2 separate regions of the Homo sapiens genome follow, and region 1 is linked to region 2. Evidence: read pairs that join two places in POLR2A ChIA-PET (ENCODE). Cell type or tissue: GM12878. All regions are shown on one strand. Links, peaks and the distances in the headings refer to the core of each region. The heading gives the core; the rest is flanking DNA. Region 1 overlaps AREL1 (apoptosis resistant E3 ubiquitin protein ligase 1). Region 2 overlaps LOC105370569 (a long non-coding RNA gene).

What was found. Peaks named below come from ENCODE experiments on the same cell type or tissue, not always from the same donor. Only the 100,000 strongest peaks of a DNase experiment are listed, where the experiment ranks them.
Region 1: POLR2A ChIA-PET joins it to region 2 with 5 read pairs; 5 of 35 experiments call an interaction of 5 or more read pairs at or near these places.

Annotation. Positions count from the first base shown.
Region 1 is chr14:74,683,218-74,686,137 of GRCh38, forward strand. It overlaps AREL1 (apoptosis resistant E3 ubiquitin protein ligase 1), which reads right to left. Exons shown (of 20, transcript NM_001039479.2): 3 at 2,383-2,443; 4 at 1,237-1,463; 5 at 79-316. The coding sequence starts at 2,398. Among named protein-coding and RNA genes, the nearest start is that of AREL1, 28 kb to the right of the region's middle. In GM12878, for the core only: no CTCF peak of the experiment used is centred there; a DNase peak (open chromatin) is centred at 1,434.
Region 2 is chr14:74,840,179-74,843,098 of GRCh38, forward strand. It overlaps LOC105370569 (a long non-coding RNA gene), which reads left to right. Exons shown (of 2, transcript XR_944033.3): 2 at 423-1,841. Among named protein-coding and RNA genes, the nearest start is that of PROX2, 35 kb to the right of the region's middle. RefSeq lists an enhancer at 1,724-1,883. In GM12878, for the core only: no CTCF peak of the experiment used is centred there; DNase peaks (open chromatin) are centred at 717 and 1,583; H3K4me3 peaks cover 703 bases; H3K27ac peaks cover 1,601 bases.

The sequences.
Region 1 (2,920 bases), core at 151-2,650, 160 kb before region 2:
TTTTTAAAAAGGAAAGACAGGATGGAAAGAGAGAGAGGGAAGGAGACAAAGGGAAAAAGAAAGGAAAAAAGAACCTACCAGGTTGAAAAATTTTGTAGTAGGGACTATATGCCACATTTAATCCACCAAGCTTCACTGTGATTTCATAACGCCCAGCCTTGCGCACAGTGAAGGCCACTTTTACTACGTTGGAATTGGGCTCCTGAAGGACTTCCTGGGTCACTGGAATTTCCACTGCTAGCTCGACATGAGAGATGTGAACTCTTAGTCCCACAGGCCGATGTGCAGGGAAAGGCTGCCCGTTCTTATAGAATAACTGCCATGGGGAGAAGAAGGACACCTGTTAGCAAGCAGAGGAAAAAAACATTTCCTGTGTAGAGTGAGTGGGGAGAGAGGAAGTAGCTGGCAGAGACCACACCAGTAAATCCCAGTACCTACCCTGTTCCTCACAGTCCTGCTCACAAAAACACAGAGAGAAACAAATCCCCTCAATACTCTAAAGAAAACCATTAAGTCATGAGCAAATTCTTAACTTGTTCAGAGGACAAGGGTAGAATTTACCACTAAATCAAGAAAATGTCCATTTTAACTTGCCACTTCTGAACCACCAATGCTGCCTCCTTGGTCTTACCAGCCCTTTATATTATCAATGCTAACCCAAATTTAAAGGTAAGTTAGCCGGCAGCACTGGCAATGAGTGAACTAAAGCGTTACCAGACAAAGGTAGGAGGGGTTCAGACTCTCAAGCCAAGCTTAATGCTACAGTGGAGAAGTCAATGCAGGAGTTGGGAAATTTTTTCTGTAAAGTGCCAGAGAGTAAATATTTTGGCTTTGTGGACCGTACACAACTACTCAACTGTCATAACTACTCAGGTGTGAAAACAGCCATAGTCAATACATGATGAATGGGTGTGGCTGTGTTCCAAGACAAATGTATTTAAAGAAACAGAAGGTGGGCCTGATTTGCTAACCCCTATCTATAATACTTACTCTTTTCTGTAATATTTTTCTTATTTTGAAAAGGTAACATTAAGCTTTATACTTCTTCAAAGCTAAGGACCTATTAAATCAAAATGACAGAGAAATTTGTGACTCTTCAGATAGTAGCAATTCACTAGTTCCTGGAGGGAGTTGAAAAACAAGAGAAAATGTTAACATTCCAGGCCAGCACCTGGGCTCTGGAAAGCAAGTTACTCAGAAACCCCAATGGGTATGGAGACAGAAACATTCCCTTACATGCACTCGGAAGGCCATGCTGTGGCCCACCTCATAGGGGTCCTTCCAATCCCAGGAGACTTTGCAAGACCGGGGATCCAGGTAATTTCCCCGCACGTAGTCATAAATAGTCCGGTCCCCTCGGCGCTCGCGGTCCTCATTCTGGAGGAAGCTGACTACACGTGCGGCAAGCTCAAAGAGGAACTTAATTGTGAAGAAGAATGCAACCACAGACACTGTGATTCCACCTATGCAAAAGAGAGAACACACAAACCGCCTGCCAGTTACACATTACAGCTTTTCATTATGCAACAGGCCAGCCATTTCTCAAAAATTAAAGGAGGTCAGGATGAGACTGTAAGACTGCCAAAGAAACACTGCACTGGGCACTACCTCTGTAGATAAGAAAGGAACTTCTACACCAGGGGTCAGTAACTACAGTCCTCAGGCCAAAGCCCACCCACTGCCTATTTTGGTAAATAAAGTTCCATTGGGATACAGCCACACCCATCATTTATAAATTGTCTATGGCTACTTTTGCACTACACTGGCAGAGTTGAGTCATTGAAATGAGCCTTCGGAACCAAAAATATTTACTCTCTGGCCTTTTATAGAAAAAGTTTGCAAACTCTTGCTCTATATGAGCTGCATATAATGTCCGCCCTGCTCCCTACCTTCCTGCACTTGCTGGGCACCCCACAGAAGCAGTCAAAAGGATGTGCCTTTGGTTCCCACCATTTCCTTCTTAAAGAATGCATTATTTGGGAGCCCTCCCCTCCCTTGTGTACTTGGCAAAAGTCTTCTCCAATCCCCACCAGAGTTAGCAGTTCCCTTTTCTGGGCTCCTTCAAACTCCTACACATTCATCTGGTATAACTTTTCTCCTCCTTGACCGTTCCCCTTTATGTTATGAATGCCTACTCCTTGAAGGCAGATTTTTGTCTTATTCAACTTTAGACTCCACAGTAAACAGTGTCTGGCATTGACTATAATTGCTCAATAAACCCAAATGAATGAATTCCAATGCCAACTCTGTGAAGGTACATTCTGGCACGACTAGAAATATTTTCAGCTCCATTTTCAAAGGGAAAAGAATAGGCAGAAAGGCAAAAAGGACCCAAGCAACCTTTACAAAAATATAATAGAGAGAGCTCTTTCCATAACGTACCAATAACGTAAAACATCAGGTCCCGTCAATGCCAACAGACAGCCGAGGATCACAGCTGCAGCTGTTAAAAGAAAACTTGTTTAGTTTTTGTCTCCAACTCTGCCTCATAGCTATCTCAGAGTAAGACAAAGAAGAGTGTATGGCGTGAGCCAAACAACTCTCTCTAGTCCAGAGCCTTACTATTCCTATCCTCTTTCTAGCTTGACAGGTGCCGTATAATATATTTCAGAGAAACAAAGAGACTGCATCATTCCCCTTAAAGACTTCCAATCTACTGACCACTCTAGGAATACCACAAACAGCCACTTGCTTTATTGCTAATTTCAAAATGCAGTAACATGGCTTTCATCTTCTTAGATCCATAGTTCCCAAGACAGTTTCCCTCCCTCATGCAAAGTGGTGCTAATTAACACATGCAAAGAGGGTAATGGAGTCACTTTCCCCTTATGTTTGCCTTTTGGGAGTAATTCAGCTAAGTAGAAATAGCTATATAAAATGTAGATTTTTTTTTTTTAAAGCAAGTATCATTATCATCATG
Region 2 (2,920 bases), core at 146-2,645:
ATGTAGGTTGGTGTAACCACCCTCCACCTTTCTCCTAGTCCCCCAACCCCACCATCTCTAACCCTTGGCAGCCACTAATCTGGTCTCCATTTTTATAATCTTGTCATTTAAAGAATGTTATAAATATGAAGTCATACAGTATGTAACCTTTTGGGATTGGCATTTTGGCTTTTTTCACTCAGCGTAATTTTCTTGAGATTCATTTAAGTTGTTATGTGTGTCAATAGCTTATTCCTTTTTATTGCTGAGTAGCTTTCCAACTCATTCTCTTTTGCAGCTGCAGAATGTTTTATGTCTTTACTATCATTTTAACTTACAGAGTCTCTATTAATGGGTATTCATGCTCTCGTTTACTGTTATAAATTATGAATTTCACATATACTCAGTCATTCTGCAGCTTCCTGTACTTGCCTGATTTCTAGCAATGAAGGAAAATACCGATGGCACCATTTCATAGACATACTCAAAGGATGACAAGCACTTAAGGACCAGCACAGCACAGCGGTGAACTCTCAAGACAGTATGACAGTAATGAGATGACGAAGGCACATCTTGTTTCCTGGAAAATTCTGCATGATAGGAGACTGACAAAGCAAAGAACCATGATGTGTCTTAGAGAACCAGAATGGTCAGAGACTCTGATGATCCCCTGGTCCACACGTGACTGAGAGTTAATACCTTAGGTCACTGTTCTCAGAACCTGGATATTTATATGCACGTGCACCTCAGTGACTGATCCATTCTCAGTTTTCAGGTCCATTGCTTTCACATTTGAAATAGTCAAGGAGCATCTTTATGACTGGGGCTGAGCTTCTGCATTCATGTACAGCCCTCTGCCTGCCAGCAGTGCCTTGCATTTGTGATCCTACAAAGAGCCTGTGGACTTAATGGTTTACTGTATAGGGAAAGGCTTGACTTTGTGTCTTCTACTTAAGAAGCTTGAACTTTTTACCAAATATTCGTACTCCTTTTCCTGAAAATACTGATCTAGGCTACAGATCCATCTCTTAACCATATTTGAAAAATTGAAATAATATCTTCTGCCATAACTTGAAATTCCACTCTCAGATCTGTTATTTCTGACAGTGAGTTTGTATTTCTCAAGTAGATATGTCTGATGCTTATTTCTTTTACAGCATCTGGCTCAGTGCATGGCTCATATATCTGTAGAGTGAGTAAATACAGGGAATGTTTCCTATGTGTATGGCAAGGGTCACAGACTCAGGCAGGTAACAGATGAGCAAGGCAGAGGGTGGAGACTGGTAAACTAGACAACTAGATAGGTCAGGTCAATCGGGGGCAGCACCTGCTCAGCCATAGCAGATTGTGGCCATGTGGGGATATAGGTCTCATATTGCCAGATTTCCTGGGTTTTCAAGAAAAAGTGAAAAATCTGGATTTTTATGTGAGATCTTCCAGTATTTCAGCATCAGGTTCTTTTTGTTTGTGAGTGCTTTGGCCCTCACAGCCTGCCTGCCACATCTGACTTGTGGACTGCCGGCTTGAAACCTTTGATATTTAGAGAAGTGGTTAGACCTTAGAGTTGGTTCTGGTGAGATCCTTCTTGTTTTACAGATGAGGTTTCTGAGACCGAAAGAAGGGAAGTGACTTGCTCAAAGTCTCACTGTTACTCAGTGGCAAAACAAGACTAGAATTTGGGTTTCCTGGTCCATAACCTGTCACTTTCTTTTTTCTTAACTACAATACCTCCTTTATGAAGACCTTCATAAATTCTAGGATGGTGAATTCTCCTTTATTTTGTGTGTCGTGTGCAAGTGGACATGTGTGTATTTACTAAACTCTGTGGACCTGGAAATACATTCTGATATGACTATCAGGAACAATGTGATTACTTCTGAAACCAACTTCCTTAAACTCTCATGTATAAGGTAGCTATACACCTAGGATCCCTCTTAAACACTTACTACTTGGTTGGGTAATTCTCATGAATAACAGAAGCTTGAAAATTAACAGAGTATTGGATTCAGTGATTGTACAAGAGCAGTGGAGTTTTCTCCACAAAGTAGAGAAAATCATTTGTGTATTGTTATGCAAATAGCTTACAGAACTATTAATAATTTTGTTTTCTTTAATTTGTAATTTCTTATGTAACTAGTCCATTTGCTTTCACCCAGTGATGAGCATCTTACCTGCTTCACTCGGTAGCGCTCCATTCCTAATCTTTTTAAGGACAAATTCATCAACTTGGCGTTAAAGTCTATCAGTAACATGATCCCAGCTACTTCTCCAGATTCCTCTTGAGCTGTCCTTACTACATGTGCACTACACTGCAGCCACACTGTGTGACTTATTCCCTGGGGTTTCTATTGTTTCTGCCTTGCTTTTCTCATCCTTTAGATATTAGCATTATTGGCTGGGCACAGTGGTTCACACTTGTAATCCTAGCACTTTGGGAAGCTGAGGCAGGCAGATCACTTGAGCCCAGGAATTAGAGACCAGCCTGGGCAACAAAAATGTCGGCTGCAGTGAGCTGATACTGCTGTCCACCCTGGGCAACAGGGTGTGAGACCTCATCTCAAAAAAAAAAAAAAAAAAAAAAAGCCAGGCACGGTGGCTCATGCCTGTAATCCCAGCATTTTGAGAGGCCGAGGCAGGTGGATCATGCAAGGTCAGGAGTTTGAGACCAGCCTGGACAACATGGTGAAACCCCATCTCTACTAAAAATATAAAAATTTTCAGCTACTCGGGAGGCTGAGCCAGGAGAATCACTTGAACCCAGGAGGCAGTGACCCAAGATTACACCACTGCACTCCAACCTGGGTGACAGAGCAAGACTCCATCTCAAAAAAAAGATCGGTGGTGGGAGAAACTGTCCAAAGGCCCAGCTCACATGGTACTGCGTCCCTGAATCTGTTCCTCATCTTGTTCCCTCCCAGCTCTCACAGGCTTTGTTTGTACA